2 separate regions of the Mus musculus genome follow, and region 2 is linked to region 1. A link is a contact called in ENCODE Hi-C or POLR2A ChIA-PET data. All regions are on one chromosome and are shown on one strand. Each heading gives the region's core, a stretch centred on a gene start or an enhancer-like site at or near the end of the contact. The rest is flanking DNA. Distances are from core to core; before and after follow the strand shown. Region 1 holds the start of Slc4a4 (solute carrier family 4 (anion exchanger), member 4). Region 2 overlaps Slc4a4 (solute carrier family 4 (anion exchanger), member 4).

Evidence for each region. A loop is a pair of places that touch in the nucleus more often than their neighbours do. ChIA-PET counts read pairs that join two places held with the same protein, here RNA polymerase II (POLR2A).
Region 2: a map of heart shows a loop between it and region 1 (2.7-fold over the local background). The contact joins the enhancer-like site here to the promoter of Slc4a4 in region 1. A Hi-C loop is called at or near these places in 7 of 37 maps with a recorded cell type or tissue (gastrocnemius, heart and left cerebral cortex). POLR2A ChIA-PET finds 5 or more read pairs at or near these places in 1 of 5 experiments (Patski).

Annotation. Positions count from the first base shown.
Region 1 is chr5:88,884,150-88,889,677 of GRCm38, forward strand. It overlaps Slc4a4 (solute carrier family 4 (anion exchanger), member 4), which reads left to right and starts at 3,111. Exons shown (of 27, transcript NM_001359211.1): 1 at 3,111-3,175.
Region 2 is chr5:88,926,608-88,932,135 of GRCm38, forward strand. All of the region lies in intron 1 of Slc4a4 (solute carrier family 4 (anion exchanger), member 4), which reads left to right. Among named protein-coding and RNA genes, the nearest start is that of Slc4a4, 42 kb to the left of the region's middle. Within about 2 kb of position 3,389, at least 1 of the 3 ENCODE cell types and tissues checked has a DNase peak (open chromatin) inside an H3K27ac peak, as active enhancers do; it is heart, where a contact is called at or near this core.

The DNA.
Region 1 (5,528 bases), core at 1,861-4,360:
GTGTAATGTTGGTATGTATCATGCTCTCCTTTGATGCTGTACATTGATGGGCCCAGGGCTAGGGCCTCAGAACTTTTTATCTGTGTTATCTGAGGCAGGAGGCTTCATCACCTGCCGCCACTAGATGGTGCTTGTCATTCTAACAAAGCTTCCTGCAGGAAGTTTTCTCTGTGTCTCTACTAGGACCATAGGTGGGAAAGAAACTTGATTAATAAACTAAATAGTAAATGGGTAGGTAGTTCAGAAGGCTATAAAGCACAGGGAACTATTGGGCAGAAACCAAACAAGCCATTACCAGTTAGGATTATACTAATTCCACCAATCTTTTCTTTCTTTCTTTTTTTCCCCTGGATATTCAACCCAGACCTTGCTCCTGTTATGCAGGCATTCTACTATTGAGCTAAAGCCCAGGACCTCTTATTTCCTTTATTGTGTTGTTTTATTGAGACAAGTCTTACAATATATTCCAGGCTGCCTTTGGGCTCACTCTGTAGCCCAGGCTGGCCTGAAGCCCGTCTTCCATGTTGAATTACAGGTATGCTCTACCACACCCAGACTTTTCTGTTTGCTCTTTTCATCCTCAAACTTTGTGAGCCATAGGAGAAAAAGAGCAAATTAATCTTTCTCTGTGTTTATAGGAATCAAAGGTGATAGGGCATATGTTAGGACAAGTTCGGAGGGGGAAAAAAAAACCAAAACCAAAACCAAAAACAAGACGATCAGTATTTATTGTCCTTGCTTGGAATGGCAAAAGCAAAGGTGACCGACCACACACAGAGTTAAAAAAAAGTTAATCATGACCTTTCCAAGGAAAGCACACGAATCTCTATTACTGGACAGTAATCAATAGGAAAGGAAATGGAACATGCCTTTTTAATTGTGGGATCGCAAACACCAAGTGGAGAGTGATAACAGGGCTAGCAGGCTGTCAGCCAAGGCCAATTCTTTTCTCATTAATTTAAGACACATACCAAATTTCACTCCACAGTACTCATTCTCGCCTCCCACCCCCACCCTGCTCACCAGCTCTGTACCCCCTTACAGGGCAAATTCTTGCCAATCTTGATAATAAGGTGCCTCCAGGGGTTACCTATCAATTTGCATGAAGGGCATTTTGACGTATTTTGCAGCCAAGCACATGGGAAATGTGTTTCTTGGACTTTTCCTTTCTCAGACAGTCACTAAAGCTGACTATTCATGGCTGGTTCACGACTATAATGAGAAATTGCCAGCTATGTTGAAATACATAATCCACAGCATGAAAAACTGCTGATCAGCAGTGGCAAATTCTTAATACAAAAGTGATTTCTTTTTTTTGCTCATGAGCTTTGGGGTTGCTGAGTCTTGCTGTGTGTTTAGGAGTGACAGTTACTTTAAACATTAGCCTAGAGACAAAATATAATTGCTCAGGGGGGATTTAAAGATCATGTCTTGTTCCACCTTCACTTCTCAATTGCCCCTATCGCTGCCGTAGGTTTTGTAGAATGTGTGAACATGAACGTAAGCCAGAAATGACAACAGCCAAACACATGACATTAGTGCATTTTAATTTCAGACATTAGGCAACTTGGGGTGGTTCCCAGTGCTTGCTGAGTGTTGAGTAAGGGTTTTATACACACCAGCTTTCCCCAAACACAACCTCTGTATCTGCTTCTCCAACCCCAGGGGAGACACCATGTATCTTCTTTAGTTCTAGATACTGAAGAAAAGGAAAGGAAAGGAAAGGAAAGGAAAGGAAAGGAAAGGAAGAAAAATAGTGATTCTACTATTAACCTATTTTACCTCTACACCCAAAGTCCCCCTTCTCAAGCATCTTATTACCTATGTTAGAAGTGTTGGAAGCAAGAGTTAGTATGTGAAGTGACTTCTCCCGTGCTTATGTATTTGGGTGGCTCAACGGTGACTTTCACATACAAAATGCATGAACAGGAAACACAGACATGCTTGCACCATATGATATGCGGCATAAGCCCATTAAATGGCCACTCTACAGGAGTTTTCAGAACATTAGATAGTGTCTGTGCTGGCAACTGCTCACACCTTAAAGGACTGACGGCAGTCGTACTGGGCTATTGACATAATTGTGATTTGCTTGGCAAGGGGGTATTTAATTAGTTTCATCAGCATAGTAAATATGAAAGATCATTTTGCAAATGTAAGAACCTGGCTTAGATGGCTGAGGGTGTTTCCTTAATTCAGACATAAGCCACCAATGACACTCCTGTGTCCCCCAGACATTCTTTGTCAAAAAAGATGACTGGTGACTTGATATGGGCGCTGACAACACTTTCTTTACCAACACACGCCAAGTTTTGTAGAGTAGCATCCGGAATGATCTGGGCAGGCAACTTCAGGTTCTTCCCATGTGGGGGGACTGAGGCCATCTGGGTGAAAAGTTGAACCTATCTCTGGTTGCGAGAAGCCTGGCAAGGCGAGACTGCGGGGTCGGGGGCCAGATGCCCCCTCCAGCCCCGGGAGGGCGCAGCGTGCTGAGCCCCCGGCGAGGGCGGCGCAGCCAGAGGCCCCTCCCCTCCTCCGAAGCTCGGGCGGCTGACGCGGAGCGGCGGCCGGGAGCCGAGGGGGCCGGGCGGGCGCGAGCGAGGGCAGGGCAGGGGGCCGGCCGTGGCCACTCGCCGCTTTAAATATGGATCGCGGGCTCGCGCTCGCCGCACAGCTTCGGCCGCCTAGCCCATCCCCGAGCCCGGCCTCGGCTGCAGCGTCGGTTCCCGGCAGCCACACAGAGAGCCGGGCGCACACGCGGGAACTGCGGGAGGCAGAGTAGAGCGGAGCCGCCCCGCCGCCGCCGTCCCCTCCCCGAGGCCAGCACCTCTGCTCCGCGTCGCCGATCCCTCCCCGCGGGGCCGACCCTCCCGCGGCCACCCTCGCCCCTCGGCCGCCTCCCCGACGCACAGTGCGCAGCCACCCACCCGGCGCCAAAGTTGCGACCGCTGCCCCGCGCGCTCTGCGACCGGCCGCGCCAACTTCCCAGCCCACGCCGCCCGGGTCCCCGCGCTCCCCCGCCTCCCAGCCCCGGCGGCGCGCGGGGCAGAGCTTAGGTGGCGGCGGCGGCCGAGGTGGCGGCGAAAGCGGCGGCGGCGGCAGCGGCGGCGGCGGCCGCTGCAGCCTCACACTCGGTCGCCAAGCTGGAGGAGCGACGGAAGCCCGACCCCAGGAGGTGAGTGGCCCAAGCGGTGGCAGGGAGGGTCGGCCACGTCCCCATGCCTCGCCCGCGGGGTGGGCACTGGGTGGCAGTCCCGCAGGGCGCGCGGGCGGCCTCGGTGCGTCCAGGGAGGGACGCAGAGAGAGAGAGAGAGAGAGAGAGAGAGAGAGAGAGAGAGAGAGAGAGAGAGGTCAGTGGCGGGCCAGGCATCCCCTGGGCTGGGCGCCGGAGAAGTGTGGACACCGCTGCTGTTGCTGCGGAAAAAGTACTTTTTATTCTGTCTAAGCGTTCAGATGACGACTTTGGGTGGTTCTGTTTTCCCCCTACTGCATAGCCGCCTGCACGTAACCGGGCGTTGTTGCCACGACTGTGGGGCCAGTAGACGCCCGGGCTGGGCTCAAGAGCAGTGACACTGTGTTTCCTTGAGCCCGGGTGGTCGCGGTGTGGCTGGGAACCTGCTTGAGGGGGGACACACCTCCAGATCCTTAAGCTCTGGAGGTTGGGGCAATAGTGCCATCGAGGCCGTGGTCCCTACTTCACTGTCCGCTCCAGGACCGGGCACTTGCATCTCTCCCTGGCACGCCGGAGGCGGGGGTGAGTCAGGCAGATTCTCTGCAAGCGGCACACATTTATTTGCAAGGGGGTGGGGGGAGTCAGAGGTTAAACTGGGATTTCTGTGGGCTGGCGACCGTGGAGCTCTCTCTCAGGTACTGGGCAGCATGTGCATCTTGGCAAGGACAGGTGATTCCTTTCTTAAGTGCATTGCCCTCAGCCTTTGCCAGTCTGTTAAGAACAGCCACCGAGCGACAGCAACTAACTGCAGCGGGCTCCACAAAGAGGAAAGTTCTCCGAGAACAAAAGGGGAAAAGAAAACCCCTCAACTTGGGAAACGCCAAGAAAGCATGTCTGCCTTGGCTCTAGCAAGTAGAGCCCTTCTCGGTTCCCTGTAAAGGTGTAGCTTTGCCTTTCTCCACTCCTAGAGGCCCCACCTTCTCAGCAAGATTGCCTGCAGCAAGTTCTTCCAGTCTGAAGTTCAAGTGCTCAAAGCACCTTTCTCTTCCCCTTGCCACTTAACTTCTCTCTCCCTTTTCACTTCAGTGCTAGACAGACTTGCTCTGGGTGAGAACTCCCCGACGCTGGGCTGCAATAACACAGTCTCGAATCCTGGAAAGGCTCTTTCTTAAGGCGCTGCATCGAACTTCCCTTTCTTAATCAGGGACTTAGGGTTGCGATATTATCTGAATGGAAGTGTGTATTGCTCACTAGTGCCTATACTCACTGTGATTTGAAGAGATTCTCTCTGGCAGCCAGTCCTGTGCTCAGCGGCTCAAAGACTTAAAAATAAATGTTTCTAAGAACCCTGGTCCTTGTGTTTGTCACATTAGCGAAATACTTTCCAGTCATTATTGTACCTTAGACTGGGGCTATTTGTACTTCATTCAAAGGAAGCGTGCCTGCTTTGTAAAGCTTTCATAGCAGAGAAAAACTTTTACTTTCATTTTAAAGTTAAATCTAAACAGGATTCTGATCTCTCACATTAAATGGTGAAATTTAATAGTTTTTACCATATCTCCAGGTATAGGTGAGATGGTACAAAACTCCCATACCTAGGTAGGATAGGAAACTTCTGCTATGAATTCTTGAGGTATAGGGCACATATATGGATGGGGTGAGAGACAGAAAATGGGATATTTTGGTAGTGCCAGGTATATTTGAGAAAGCAGAAAGCCTCATCCCTTTCTGTCTTACAGCATGAAAATGTCAGTATCATTATCTGGTTGAGGACTATTTTTGAAGACATGCAAGGCAGGTGCACTTTTCAGGTGGCCAGAAGTATGCTCAATTTGCTGATGTGTTCCGTTTGGTTCACTTTGTCAACATAAGAGAACTCGCAGTGTATGACAACAAGTGCCATCATTTTAAACGAAGACATTTGGATTTATAGAGATACTGTATAAAAGGAAGACAGGCAACTGTAGTGGAAGGAAAAAAAAATAAAAAATGTGTTGGAAGCCAGGCAACCTTTGGGACATCTCCCAGCACACCCTGGTGGTAATCTCATTTTTCACTGAGCTCTGGCAAGTGCAATTTGAAGATTCTGATCTCTTGTTCTGATAACATGCACGATAGTCTCTAGCTCACAACTTAAAGGAAAACAGCACTTAAGGAAGGAAACACACTGGTGAATCACTGTAGGTAATCAGGTTTCCCTGCCTGCCTTTGAGGGCGCTGCAGTCCATGAGGACTGCTATTGTTAGGGGAGCCAGTCCTGGGAGAATGCACTGCTGCAGAAGTGTGGCCAGGATACTCTGTCAGCTTGTTCCCTGATGTTCCTTTTAAACGCTAGGAATAAAGGCTTAAGTCTGGA
Region 2 (5,528 bases), core at 2,139-4,638, 43 kb after region 1:
CTGTTTCCCCATCATTATACGTGGTAGCTTCCTTTCTCTCTTTTCTTTCCTTGGCTACTGGCTGTGGAGAATGGCCACTGAAGAGGAGGAAGGGACAGTAGAGGGACATGTCCACTGCTGTGCTTGGCCCTAACTTCTCTCGTGGAGCAGTACTACCTGTGTCATCTTGCCTGACTCCTATCTTAGGACCTTTCTATTCCCACCCCAAACTCCTCGAAGAGAGACAGTTCAGAGTTAAGGGTTTAGAGAGAAGCCTCTGTCTTCTGCCTGGCAGGAAAAATCTTAAGAAGACATTGAAAGAGCAGGTGCTTCAGGCAACATGAGACCCAGGAAGCCCATTAAACATTAAACGTGAGTGTAGACTGAGTCCGGGGAATGTCCTCAGCACCAGGCTGTCATTCTCTGGTTAGCATGGGTGTCCTTCCCAGCAGTCTCACCGATAGCATGCTATGTCCTTGCAGAGGACTCTCCCTTTGGATCCCAGTGGCTTTCTTATCCCTAGAGCCCATATGGACCTCTTGCCATTTCAGGCCTTGGCTTTTGTTAAATAGTCTGGTCCAGACTGTCAGAGCTCAGGTGGCAACCTGGGCACAGAGCTTGGGAGGCCCTGCCCCAACTTGGAGAAGATTCAAGGGGAGAGTTCAAAGGCACACATGCGAACCAACTCTCGTTGGGACGGATTTCTAGCCCTTGGTTTATGGATTATTCAGATCTTAGTATCTTATCTGGTTCCTACAAATTTCGTGTAGGAACATTACGATGAATTGGACTTGGTTATTTCAGGGACTTATTTAACCAGCATGAACTGCTGTAGGCTTCTTGGAAAGAGATGCTGAATGGGGTTTGTTCACTGTCCAAAGACACAGTTACTAAAGAGGTTACGCTCAGTGTCGCTCAATTCCATCTGCACCTAACCACCAAGCAAAATAATATGTCCAGGATGATAAGTGAATACATCTTAGTTGGAATTTTGACTCAGTTGTAGATTGGAAGGCATAGCTGAGGAGAAATAGAGAAATTACTTTTGGAGGACAAACCCTACACTTGGCCAGTTTTGCTCCATGTTGATTAGCGCTTTAGAAAACTATAGCATAACTTGTATTTCCACTTCTGGAGTTCAAGGAACTCTTCAGATCTACCCAGTTTTATTCGTCTTCTCCTCTCTCTGTCTGCAGTCTGTATGTTTTTATTATCTGTGTAGATCCATGTTCCTGTCACCATGGAGGATAAGATGCAGAGTTAAGCTGGGACCACATCCATTGCTGTACCACTCATTCATAGCCACCAACACTCCCGTCTCTAATCCCAAGAAACTTCAGGTCGGGTCCTTTATATGGAAAAGCTGTCATTCCAGAAGTGTTATGTAAATGAATTGTACAACATCTGAGTCTTTGTCTTAGCATAAGCCCCTATAGATACATTGTTTTAGTGTGTGAATCAGTGGCTTCTCCTTGCTTACCACTAAGCCATAGTCCATGATATGGATGAACTATAGCTTTTAAACCATAACCATTTGCCTATAGAAAGGTACTTGGGCCAGGTCTAGTTCTTAGCTATTAGGAATAAAGCTACCATGAACACTCACAGACAGGTTTCTGTATGAATGTAAGCTTTCATTTCTCCGGGACAAGTGTCCAAGAGTACAAAGGAACTTGTAAGGCAGTTTGTAAGTCTAGAATTATGTGCAGCATGCTCCTGCTCTGGGTTGCAGTTTTACTTTTACTTTAGCCTAAAATCTGATTTCATGTGGGGCCACGTTTCCCTGGCCCTCGGCCTGTGTCAATGACCAGGCTGATTAGGGAGCTCCTGAGTTGGGAGGGCGGCTTACTCTACATGTGACCTGTTGGTCTGTGGGAGACAAAGCTGTGATCAACCACGTTTGTCAGCTTTGCTGTGCCGATCTCTCTCTTCCTTTTCTTAATATATCTCTCCAGAGCTTCAGCACTGTGCATGGTTAAGCCAGTGACCACCGTTGTTCTTCCTCACTTCCTGTGGGGACACAAGGCCCCCCAGGGACCTCTGTGAACTTGGGAAGGGAATGGTTACAAACTTTCCTTCCTTCTCCTCTTGCCATCCATCGGCTGTAGTGAACACATGTTGCCAAAAGATGGCAGTGCACTTTACAGAGCTGAGATGGCTCTGTCACCCAGGACTCTGACAGCTGTATGTTGCTCTTTATATACACCTCGCAAATACGGACAGCACATTTTACAAAGTAACAAAAGCACCGATAAAAATGCTGTTGGTTAAAAAAAAAACAAAAAAACAAAAAACAAAAGAAAACATCGTGTTTGCAGCGAGCTTATAATAAAGAATGATTCTCTACCTCTTAGAAGTGAGGAGGACAGGGGAACATTGTTTAGGCATTTTTGTGCTGTTCTGGAGTAGAAATCTGTGGTGTGCTATGTTCTATCTTTTATCTGACTTAAGGTCAGCCAAAGAGCCGGGAGAGCCTAGTTTTGAGGTTTGAGCTTTGTGATACCTTTAGACTGTAAGCAAAATTCCCCAGCAACACTGTTCATAATTACCACAACAGCAATGGCTGATATAAAAGTCTTCACTCTCGGTATTTTTCCACGTTTTATACATATCTGTGCCTCAGGGCATGTGAGTGCAGAATTGTTTAGCATATGCTGGGTACAGAAAAGCTTCTATAAATGGAGAGGTGATGGGTTCATTGGATGTCATCAACAAACCAAATGGCGAGGATAGAATATAATGTTTAAATACAAGGTTAACTAATAAAATTGAAGCTGCGTGCACTGATTGAACCAGTGATGTCAAACTCTAGTTTGGACATGCTGACAGCCGGAGTCATTCTGCTCCCTGGTGCCACCTCTGGAAGCAGGCAGAAGTCCCTGACAACAGAGACTGTGGGGGAGATAGGCTGGCTCTGGATACCGCTGGCTGCCAGCTCTAGCACAGCCCCTCTATACTGTGGAGAGCATGCTGAGGTTAAAGTGTTCGTTCCACAAAATAGATGCCACAATCCGAGGACACGCAGCATAACTGTCATTCCCGGGGTGACAGGGAAACAGGTGGCTCCAACTCAGGCAGCAGCCTTTTTGCTAGTGCACCTCTTGGCAAAAGCCCCAGGCTAAGAGAGAACTGTGCTGCATGAAGTTCTAACTCTGAAACCAGATGCTGTTACCATAGAGACGAGTGAACTGCTACCGTGGGAGGCGCGATAGGGAAGCATGGGAGAGGGAGACAGGAGGGCAAGTGAGGCGAATCTAAAGGCTAGCATACCCGTAGACCTTCAACCTTTAACAGCCCTGGGACTAGCAGGCTGGTGCTCTTGAAGCTTGTGCGCTGGCGGCCTGCCACTTGCTGACTGGCTGAGTGGCAGCTGCTTGCGCTGTGAGTACTAGTCTGCGAGCACGTTGGCAGTTGGCAAGGGCTCAGGGGGGGTGGGATCTCAGAGGGCTGGAATGTGGATGGGTGCTCTGGGCCTAGTGGCTGACAGTTTTGCACAAATGTTTCTCGTGCCGGACTTAAGTCACCCTCACAGGCCTGCTCCGTGATTAGGACCGGCTGGTGAGAACCTGCCCATTTGGCAGATGATTTGACATGGGTTCCAGTTAAAGCATTTTGCTATCCCAGAAAAATGGAGATTTAGAACCCCCTCCCCCCACCTTTTCCCCTCACCATGGGTCTGGACTTGTATAGAAGGGGTTTAACTTCTCCAATCAGAGGCCATGTGATATGAAGCTTGCCCTCCCTCACCCCTGAGGCTGGTAAGGAGCTTCCAGAGCCACTCTGCATTTTGCCTCACGCTGGCTATGTGAGCAACAGTATGCTTCCTTCTCTGATTTCAGCAAATGCAGGGCACGTGCGAAGGACATTTTAAAGGACAGATTTGGGGGCCTGATTACGGACTGGATGAGTTAATTTCTTCCTAGTGATTTATAGAGGGAGGGGGGAACTGGTTAGGTCAGCCACTTTACATGGTATCTCTCTCTGTCTTACTAATAATAGCCAGCAACTGCTAAGAAATGTAAGGCTGAATAACTGATATTTGTCATGTAAAGAGGAGGGACTGCCTCTGCCCCGTGCAGAAGGCCAAAGGCATCAGGATGACTTTGCTCTTGAGGAAGAGGAACGCCGCCAGGCTGTGTGCTTTTGCCCTGTTTCACTCGCTCCTTTTTGGCAGAGAAGAGGCCTATTTGTGGGCATTCTGTATGAGCCGTCAGAGAAAACGAGGCTCTGATGACTTGCTATGTATAGTCTTGACGGGAATGTGAAATATGCACCAAAGAGCCAAGGAATGCACCCAGCGTGACCCCCACTCCGTGCTCAGACGGTGGGGTTGGGTTGTTTTCTCAACTTGGCCGGAGGGCTTGGGTGCTGACCTTTTTACCTTCCCTTCCAATCTCTTGGGTTTCTTGCTTCCCTTTTGCTTTACATGTGGCATATAATTTTTGGAACAAGCTTCGATATCTAGGTTTAGAAAATATATCAAGAGACAACAGGATGCTTTAAGATCCTGCCTGATGGATAAGAGGGTCCAAAATGGCGTCTACAGTCGGTTGTGTTGGACTCAGCATGCTGACTGACCTGGGGTTAGTTCTATTTTCCGGAGGGAGGATAAAAAAAAAAGTTAGGGTACATGCAGTGCTCTGGGATTCTGTCGTGCTTCTGAGGAGTTTAGGAAAATGTTCTCATTGCGACGTCCTCCTTATCTGTGTGCACAAATGCTGGGTAGCCGGTGGCTCCTTGCACTTTGGACTGTTCCCTGAGCACCAGAAGATGTCTTCGAGAAGGTAGACGTGGTTTGTGTGTCCCTGGTGTCTGGAAGTATGCAGGGTGCACAGTAGATACTCAGTTAATATTTACTCTCCTCCTCACTGGAGGAAGGTAAAAAACAGAAGAAGGAACAGACGAGCACCCTCTCTGTTCCTCTCTCCCCCAGCACCGAGAGTGGCCTGTTTCAAGGGGGTCTGTAATAGGCACCTGCATCCTCCCTATTGGCCAAATCCAACTTTGGCTTTCCCATCTCCGTCCTTCTCAGTTTTCCGGTGGGCTTGTCTGCTCTCTCTGACTTCCATGTCACCCGTGTCCAGCTTACACTGGTCTCACTGCCTGACTTGGGGATGTTGGTGTGTCTTAGCAGGTAGTCGCAGGTCCGCACCCTGATCCTACTTCTCTTTTCTGCATGCTGGCATCTGGTAACGACTCCAGCACCAGCTTGATGCATGGATTTTGCCGCATTTAGCAACAGCCCTGAGTCTCTAGTACCCGGCTCGGGCAGTTCTGATTGCATCAGCAACTTTTTTTTTTTTTCAGGATTCACATCTCAACCTTAAAAAGTGTCCAGAATGAAGTCTCCATGGCTTCCCAACACCCCGATTTTCACACAGTGCTCTTGGTTTTTGTGGTAGTTTACGAGTTTATCTTGTGCCCTAAGCATCTGTTTTCCACATCGCAGGTAGAGTGACCCTTTGGGAAGGGAAAACAGTTCATGCCGGCCTCCGTCTCACTGTTCTTCAGAGGCTTCCAGATGCCTTCAGCTCTGACTCCTTCTCCTG